Regions from separate parts of the Mus musculus genome. Here region 2 is linked to region 1. A link is a loop called in an ENCODE intact Hi-C map of the cell type or tissue named here. Cell type or tissue: heart. All regions are shown on one strand. Each heading gives the region's core, and the rest is flanking DNA. Links, peaks and the distances in the headings are about the cores only. Region 1 has its middle 7.6 kb from the start of Utrn. Region 2 holds the start of Stx11 (syntaxin 11).

Evidence for each region. A loop is a pair of places that touch in the nucleus more often than their neighbours do. Peaks named below come from ENCODE experiments on the same cell type or tissue, not always from the same donor. Only the 100,000 strongest peaks of a DNase experiment are listed, where the experiment ranks them.
Region 2: it touches region 1 in a loop (2.2-fold over the local background); 1 of 42 quality-filtered maps calls a loop at or near these places.

What each region holds. Positions count from the first base shown.
Region 1 is chr10:12,867,144-12,871,527 of GRCm38, forward strand. It overlaps a transcript of Utrn not described here. Among named protein-coding and RNA genes, the nearest start is that of Utrn, 7.6 kb to the left of the region's middle. In heart, for the core only: a CTCF peak has its summit at 489; DNase peaks (open chromatin) are centred at 498, 1,158, 1,548 and 2,098; H3K4me3 peaks cover 2,663 bases; H3K27ac peaks cover 2,765 bases.
Region 2 is chr10:12,962,073-12,966,456 of GRCm38, forward strand. Stx11 (syntaxin 11) reads right to left here and starts at 2,187. Exons shown (of 3, transcript NM_029075.1): 1 at 1,928-2,187. In heart, for the core only: no CTCF peak of the experiment used is centred there; a DNase peak (open chromatin) is centred at 2,439; H3K4me3 peaks cover 1,744 bases; H3K27ac peaks cover 948 bases.

The sequences.
Region 1 (4,384 bases), core at 181-4,180:
ATACACAACATTCAAACGGTGTCATCCTAAGGGAATATTCATCCAGACGGCTGTGGAGGAAACCTAGTCACTCACAAGTAACCAAAAGCTAGGAATGCTGGCGATAGTGAAGAGGGATGCCGAAGAACAAGTTTGCCCTTCTGCTTGTAAAGGAAACCGCTGAGTGCCAAGAACTGCCATTCACACTAAGAAGCGCTCCAGGGAAGGTTAATGCCACTGTGATTAATGCTGTTTACAGGCGCAATAAATTTTGAGTAAACACCCAAAGGAGAGTTAAAGCTATCTCGAAAGCCTCATAAACGCTGGTGAGGGGGTGGGGGGACTTCAGCAGGAATGGCCCATGCCCCTCACTGCCTTGTCCTCGGGACTGAACGACCCACAAGAGCTTCGAATTCCTCCAGCTCTGGCAGGCACTAGCGTTATCAGCAGGCTGCTTCTCCAGCGCCACCAGCAGCCAGCCCCCGAGGGTCCAGCCTGACTTCACAGGCCCAGGGCAAGTTCCAACGGGACGATGAGACTGCTGCCATGCCACCCTGGAGATCCCATCTCTCTTGGAATTCGTGCGCTCTGGCCGCGGCAGACCCTCCCACTTAAACGCATGGAGAGGCCACCTCTCCAGATCCTGGTGACCCAGGTGATCTGAAGGCTAGAAGAATAAAGGATGATACCTCAGTGACTCCAGAGAGTGGGGCCCGGAATTACACCCAGGATCTCCAATTTGGGGGTTTAAAAAAGGCGGGTCCCTGACTCTGAAGAGTCACACACGTTTTCTCCTCCCCTTGAAATAACCCTGGAACGCCACACGGTCGGAATCCAGGGACTTGAAAAGTCTCTTTGAACAATGTGCCTTCTAAAAGTTGCACAGCCTACAATTAGCCCTTTGTTGGTTTTGTAAGTGGCCTTGGGCAAGCAGAGCCTCAGACCCAGGCCAAAGAGGGGCATGAATTACCTTGTCAGTTGCAGTGAGGGATGCCAAGAGTCCGGAAAAGCAGGCGGCCGGGCGGGACTGCGCACCAATGAGGTACCCCTATCCCCTCTGTCTCTCCACAGCTGCAGGCTTGCCACCTCGCCACACTGGGGCCCCACCCTCAGGAACGGCAACCACAGAGAGGTCGAGCACGCCCCCAGCCTGGAGGCCGGCTAGGAAGCTCTCCCCAACCCTCCCACCGCACAACCGCCCTCCCCACCCTCTCCTCCCGGACACCGCCCGGGCCCCGCCTTCCCGGGACCGGAGGTGTGTGACAAGCTCTCAGAAGAGGCCACGTCCCCTCTTGGAGATCGCTAGTCCTGCTGCCCGGCTCGGGGCGGTAAACGGACAGGCGACAGACAGCCTCTCCTCTCAGGGAGAGACAAAACAACAGTACTAAACTAGACCTAGGAATCTGAGACCTTGGCGACCAGTACAGATTCCCACCTTCTCAACCCAGCTCTCTCCCGCCCAGGCAGGGGACGCTGAGCTTCCAGGGAAAGTGCAGAAGTTGGCTACAGCTACTTCGGGACCCGGGCGGTGGAACTGCAGAAAGGTCCCACCTCCTTTCAACCCCCGCCCCATTCCCTAGGGGACTGCGGTCACATTACCCAGACCGAAGCTTCAATAATGCATGGGCTTACCTGCTAGCCAAGTCCCAGAGGCCCCAAGGTTCCTCTGGGCGTGTTCGGGTGGTGGGGAGCTTGCCTTGGACGTTACAAGAATTTTTTTTAAGTGAAACGTGGAAAGCCCGACAAGATCCAAAGGGGGGTGGGGGGGGGGGAGATCCAAAATTGACACCCGATTGGAAACGCCCCCTGACTTGTGCAATCTTCCTGCCCGGTAGTTCCGCCAAAAACAAAACAGTCCAAACGCTAGCCTGGGGGCAGGCGCACGCAGGAGTTTTCCCTCTGCAGGAATGACCCGAAAGAAAAGGGGCGCCGCTCCCCGAGGTGGCCCGATCGGCTGAGGAGCCCAGGGCTCCTCCTCGGCCCTGGGCGGGAGAAATCCCGCGCCCGGCGCTGCCCGCTCCCCTCCTCGGGGGAAGGGCGACTCCACAACTTTGTGCGCGAGAGCTGCTCGCCGCTCCGGCTCCTCCTCCAGGTCCTCCTCCGGCTGCCGCCGGCCCCTTTGTTGGAGAGCGAGGGTGGGGCGCTGCTGGGTCCGCCCGCCACCCCGGGTAGGGGCTCGCGTCTCCCAGCACGAATCGCCCAGCCTCGGAGCCGTGGATCCCGCAGGTCGGACCCGCCGTCTCGCCGCTCGCGCGCCCCGGGGCCCCAGGCCGGGCAACTTTGTTCTCCCGGGGAGACCAGTCCCCCTCGGCTCCGGGTTCGGTCCTGCCCCGGCCTGGGAAGCCACCGCGGGCCGGGCTCCCAGAACGTGGCGCTTCGGGTCACCTGACCGCGCGCCCGGTCAATCAGCGCTAGCCCTAGGCGCCCTCCCAGCCCGCAGCAGCCGGCTCCGTGCGGTGCGCGGTGCGAGAATCCCGGAACCAGTCGTGCGTGCTGGAAGCCAGAAGCTGGAATAGTCACCGCGCGCACGCACCGTGCCCTTTATTCAAATTGTCCGAAAATGTGTGTCACACCCCTCTAGGCACACTAGGTCTCTTATCAACAGTACTTTTAATTTTTTTTATTATTATCTTACATAAATCTCAACCTTCTGGCCAATTCGCCCCATTTCAGTTTACTGAGGTTGTTGAGTTTGGGGTTCTAAATCCAGGGGTATATTTATTTTATGGAAATTTCTTTTGCATCATTTTAAATGCTGTCTAAACAATCCCAAGTGTCCTTATATGTTCATATACACAAATAGTGTTGGTGCTGACCTTTAAAATTTTTACCGTGTGTGTGTGTGTGTGTGTGTGTGTGTGTGTGTGTGTGTGTGTGTGTTGTGTGTATTTGGGGTGCTGGTGACAGTAGACACAAATATCATACCTATCTAAATTCTCTCTGTCTCAACTTTGTAGAGCCAGCTTTCACCTTACACCTTTCTGTGGGACCCAGGAATCAGACTCAGGTCTTCAGACTTTAGTATTCAGTAGGGGTCTTACCAGTGGCACCATCTGCCAAACCTTTATTTATCTAGTTATTTATTTATTTATTTTCTATTTTTCCAAGCAAACTTACATCTGTTTGCAGAACTTGTTGGGAGTTTACGGGCTTAGCCGAGACCTATCACGGACGTAATGAAGTTTGTGTTATGTATGCATTTTTATTATACATTTCATTCTAACGTGTTCCCATTACTGTTTTCCTGATAAAACTTGGAGAAGGAAATAAAAATAGCAACCAAAGTCGAAGCAGATTGATTACGGCTTATTGCTTCCTTAGTACTCAAGGGTTAATTTATGAGCCAGTAAAAATAATTCACTAGCCTTGTGTTAATTACCAGTTGAAAACCTCTGGAGTCTCTAAGTACTGTGGGCTGGGACTGAAGGAAGTCTTGGAAAAGACTTTTTTATAAAGTCTCTGACTTAACAACTTCACCTTGGAGGGCATTCTTCATACAAGCCAAATAGAACCTAAACACCAACTGGGAACTGATATGACTTGATCTCATTCACTTTCATTCCTTCCATTAACAAGCATCTATATAAGGCCTACTGAGGCAGATGATACATAGAAATCCAACATAGATCTTGCCCTTGAAGAACGTAGAATTCATTCAGGTGAGATAAGACATGTAAGCAAAAACATTGGAGATTCCTGCTATCAGATCAAACATGTTGTATAGATTACCATCTCTGTGACTGACAGGTAAGACTTCTGTTAGCTCTCGGTTTCATCCGATTCAGGCTGAGGCTGGCCTTTGCTTTTGGGCCTGAGGAGTAGCAGAAGCTGTGGTGGAGTGTGCACACCTCATGGCTGTCAGGAAGCAGAAAGCCATCCAGAAGGAGGTCCAGAAAAAGACCTGCCCTCCAAAGAGATGAGTCCACTAACTTACTGTCTCCAAGTAGGTCCGCCTCCATTGAATTATGCATTCACCAAGTGACTTAACCCATTTATTAAGTCAAAAACTTCATAAAACAATTACCTTTCAGCAACTGACTGAGTCTCCAACATAAGAAGTCTTCATGGATAGTCCATGATAGTCTTAGTTCCAAACTTGGTCTCTGTAACTCCTTTTATGGGTATTTTGTTCCCTATTCTAAGGAGGAACAAAGTATCCACCCATTGGTCTTACTTCTTGATTTTCTTGTGTTTTGCAAATTGTATCTTGGGTGTTCTATGTTTCTGGGCTAATATCCACTTTTCAGATACTACCCCACCCGGGGATCCATCCCATAATCAGCCACCAAACCCAGACACTATTGCATATGCCAGCAAAATTTTGATGAAGGGACCCTGGTATATCTGTCTCATATGAGGCTATGCCAGTGCCTGGCAAATACAGAAGTGGATGTTCACAGTCATC
Region 2 (4,384 bases), core at 308-4,307, 95 kb after region 1:
TGGTTATAATTAATTTGGTGTGGATGTTTTTCCTCTCAGAGTATCTTACTGACAAGTGTGGTGGCACCCACCTTTAATATGAGTTCTCAGGAGGTAGAAGCAGGCAGACAGATAATTTGTGAATTCTGGGCCAGCCTGGTCTGTGTGGTGAATTCCAGGCCAGCCAGGGCTACACAGTGAGACCATGTCTCAAGTAAAATAAATCAAAATATACTACTACTATTCTGGAACTTTCTATTTCAGAGCTTGGGTAGCAAAAATCATGGGAGTCAAGCCAGTCCTCAGATGGGGAGCAACTATTGTATCAACTGGTGAGTAGACAGCTGCTAATCACTCCTAAGTCACTCTGGTGTTTAAAAGAGTGCCCCCAACTGCCCAGGGATGATAACAGAGACTGGGTTTGCCTTTACACAGCTGCTAAGTAATGTGAAACATGGTTAATTCAAACACTTTAAAAGCCATGCCTTCCTAATGGGCTTTTAAATCATAGACATATGCTAATATGCTTTTTAAATCATGCATGTATTGAATGAAAACTAGGCTGCCAACCAAGACAAGCAGATGATGAGAACCCAGACCTTCCCTTGCTGTCCCAGCAGTGATCCAGGATACTCTGATCCCCCACACTGGGGCACCTTCTTTGGGTATAAATTTCCCATAGCATCCATCTCACGGTGTTGGATGTCCAGGAGAATCTGCTCAGCTGTGGCCCTGGCTGCCAGGATAGCATTGTGTCCATATTGCATGCATGGACCTGGATGAAAAGGCTGGAACAGACCAGAACCTTGCAACTGCTGTCTAAGGCTGACCTCAGCTCAGCCAGGATATGCAGTTATTCCTGTCTCTACTGAGCTCCTAGATAGGGAAGTCTATTTCTTAGAGCCTTTATCCAGCCTCAGGGAGACTCAGCATCTTAATGTCTGGCTCCAGCAACCATCTACTTTCTTCAAAAGCTTCTATATGTTTTTTTTTAAGGCACTAATTTGGTAAAAATAAACTTTCTGAAATATTTTAAATTTCAGAGTAACTTACAATCACTTCATTAAATGTCCAGTTTCTACCAACTAGTGAAAACAACAGCCAAATGGTTATTGGATAAAGAAATTAATTTTCTCTTCAGCTTCTGTGGGAAAGCACATGATTTTAAGGGTTTATCTCAGATCAGCCTAGTGACCCTAGCTGGCATGTTGTCCCATCAGGCGCTCTAGGAAACTGAAAACTTGAATAGTTACTTCCTAGGCCGCCTGCCCCAGTTTGACAGTACCAGACTGAATCTTCGGTCTTATTCAAAGTACAGGAATCCAACCTCACTTTTCAAAAGCGTATTAACAAAGCCTTGCAATTGTAGTAGACTTGTGACTCATTTGTGGATACCCGTGTAGAAACAACAGCTCCTCCCTCTGCTGAGAAATGGCTCTAATAAGTGTGAGAGTCACAGGAAGTAAAACGCAGGTCTCAGCTGATGTTCGCGGAGCCAAAGAAGCCAACAGAATTCCGTGGTGTGGTTCTCTAAGCAAAGCCATCAGATCGGTTTCCTAAAACAAACTACCCCAAATCCTCCGTGGGAGCTGTTTCAACGCGGTATCAGTGTTCCTGTATTTCCTGGCTCCTGAGTCATACTGTCAAGTTCAAGTGGAGAAGTGTCCATTCTGATGTGTTAGAGAAAGTGGCGACCGAACTGAATAAAACACCTCCATTAAATAAAAACAACAAAAATTCAAAACAGAAGTTGCCTCAGGAAGCTTCAGAGTCAGTCTACATTTCTGAAGCACTTCTGATAACGCATTATATTCTTAAACATAAAAAAAAAAAAAAAAAAAAAAAAAAAAAAAAAAAAAAAAAAAAAGCTCTCGGCTCTAGGTGAGAAACCCAAAGCCTCGTCCTGAAGGTACCTAGAGGCACAGAGGGAACCACACCCCAAACCCACCTGCAGCTGCGCAGCATCCCTGCCAGCGCGGTCCACCACTCCAGCCAACCCCGAACCTGGGTCCCCGATGTCGAAAGAGTTAGAGAGCTAAGCAGACTCGCGGGACAAAACGAACCGTGATCCTGCGGGGCGCTGATCCAGCGTCCGGACGCCGGGAGGACACCGCGGCGTGTCCCCGCGGCTCTGCCCCCTCCGCTTCTTGCTGGCCCGGGCTGCGCTTCTCAGCCGGGGTCCGAGCCCTGAGCCGCAGGGCCGCGTCTGGTGCTGCTGGCTCCGCCCCTGCCGCGCTGAGGCTGCACAGCTGGGGACCAGGGCCCCGCCCCGGGGACGCCCTCGGCTAGGCGCGCAGCTTCCCGTCCCGACTGGGGTCGCCACGCTGCGGGTTGCTGGGAACCTAAGCACGAGCCTTCTTCCCCTCCTGTGCACCCCGAGATGCTGCGGGCGACGGTGTGGACCACCCGGGAACTTGCTCTTTCTTCTTCCTTGCTCTGGGATGGAGAGATGGGCGGGGCGGGATCCATCGGACTTTCCGCGGGAAAACCCCTCAGCGCGGATGACTTTTGCAGTCCAGAGTAGTTCCGAAACTAGGGCACTAGAAACCGTTTCTGAGCGTGGGTGTGGCTGCGCCAGCGGGGACCCGCACGACTGCCTAACCCGAGGTTGTGGACCACGTAGACACTGAGCCCCGCCTTCCACTAGCCCCTTCCTGCCTGCTGTCAGTGGGACACCCACAGGAGTATTGCCACGACCTTGTCCTCGTTGCCTGGCACCCTACTGGGGGCTCAGAAACAGAAAAGGGGCATTCTGGCTAGGGGGTGGGAAACCGCTGGACAAACAAGGTAGAAGGCTAGCCATCAAGAAACAAAGAAAGTATGAGAGGAGGGGCTGGAGAGATGGCTCAGTGGTTAAGAGCGCTGACTGCTCTTCTAAAGGTCCTGAGTTCAAATCCCAGCAACCACATGGTGGCTCACAGTGGCTCACAACATCCATAATGAAATCTGACGCCCTTCTCTGGTGTATCTGAAAGACACAGCTACAGTGTACTTACATATAATAATAAATAATATTTAATAAATCTTAAAAAAAGAACACAGGAAGAAAGAAAGATGATATGCATTGATAGGAAGCCACCGCCAGAAGAATTTGAGGAACAAGGTGTTACGGTAACCCAAAGTTATCCATCTAATGTGAAATGACCGATGAATCGATCTACTAATGTAAGGCCAGGTAAGGCCAGAAAGACAAATCTCCGGGGCAGAGCAACTTCAGGCAACTTAAGCAGAAACTCCACTTTCATGGAAAAGAAGCTTGTCTCTGCACTCTAAGTGTGGGCCAGCCTGCTCCTCACCTCAACAGAGGACTGTATGGAAAGGAGACGGAAAGTAGTTTTTACCACACACAGAGCAGCCACACAGTTCACCCAATACACAAGGTCAGATACTTAAAGCCAGGTAAAGGTAACACTTTATCCTTGGGGCCTTTCTCCTCCATGCCCCAGCCTTCTGTTTTGTTTTGCTTTTCATTTGTTTTGTTTTGTTTTTTTGAGTCAGGGTTTCTCTGTGTAGTCCTGGCTGTCCTGGAACTCACTCTGTAGACCAGGCTGGCCTCGAACTCAGAGATCCACCTGCAAGTACTTGGATTAAAGGCGTACAGCACTGTCTCCCAGCTCACCGTAGTCTTATCATGAAGGAAATATCCAATGAAACCTAGCAACCCAACACCCTTAAACCTCCCTAGCTATGGGCCTGGGTGATAGCTCAGGGGATAATGCAGTTACCCTTTAGCTCGAGGAGCTAAGATTCCCCACAACCTACATAAAAATGTGCCTGCAGAGCCTTGGTGAGGCAGGAGACCAGCCAGGCTTAAATCATTGGGAAGTTCCCTGCCAGTAAGAGACCTAGTTTCAAAGGTGATAAATGATGTTATGACAGTGAGTAGAGGTTGCCTCTGGCTCAACAAGCACAAATCCACTTGCACTCCCCCACCCCCACCCGCAAAAATGCCTGACCAATATTACTCACAGCTGTTGAAAGGTCGTACAACAAACATTAGAAAGGAATCTTAAACTGCCACAGAAGATCCTGAGATGGCTGAGAGGCGGGATTAGGAATTAAACAAAAACAAAGGGTCTGGGAGATGACCCAGCACTCAATGCTCTTGCAGAGGACCTGAGTTTGGTTCACAGCACCAACATGGTCCTTACTAACTCCAGTTCCAGGTGATCCAATGCCTCTCCTAACCTCTGTTGGTGCCAGGCACACACATGATATGCACATGGTAGATGAAGGCAAAACATTCCCATATATAAAATAAAAGAAAGGAATCTTCGGAAATGAAAACAAAACATTAGGGGAATGTGCCTGGAACCTTAATAAGGAGGGAGGGAGGAGGCTGGCTTCTCAGCCAGGATGAATCTGTCCTCTTAATGTATGATGGTGATAGAAGGGGAACCTAGAA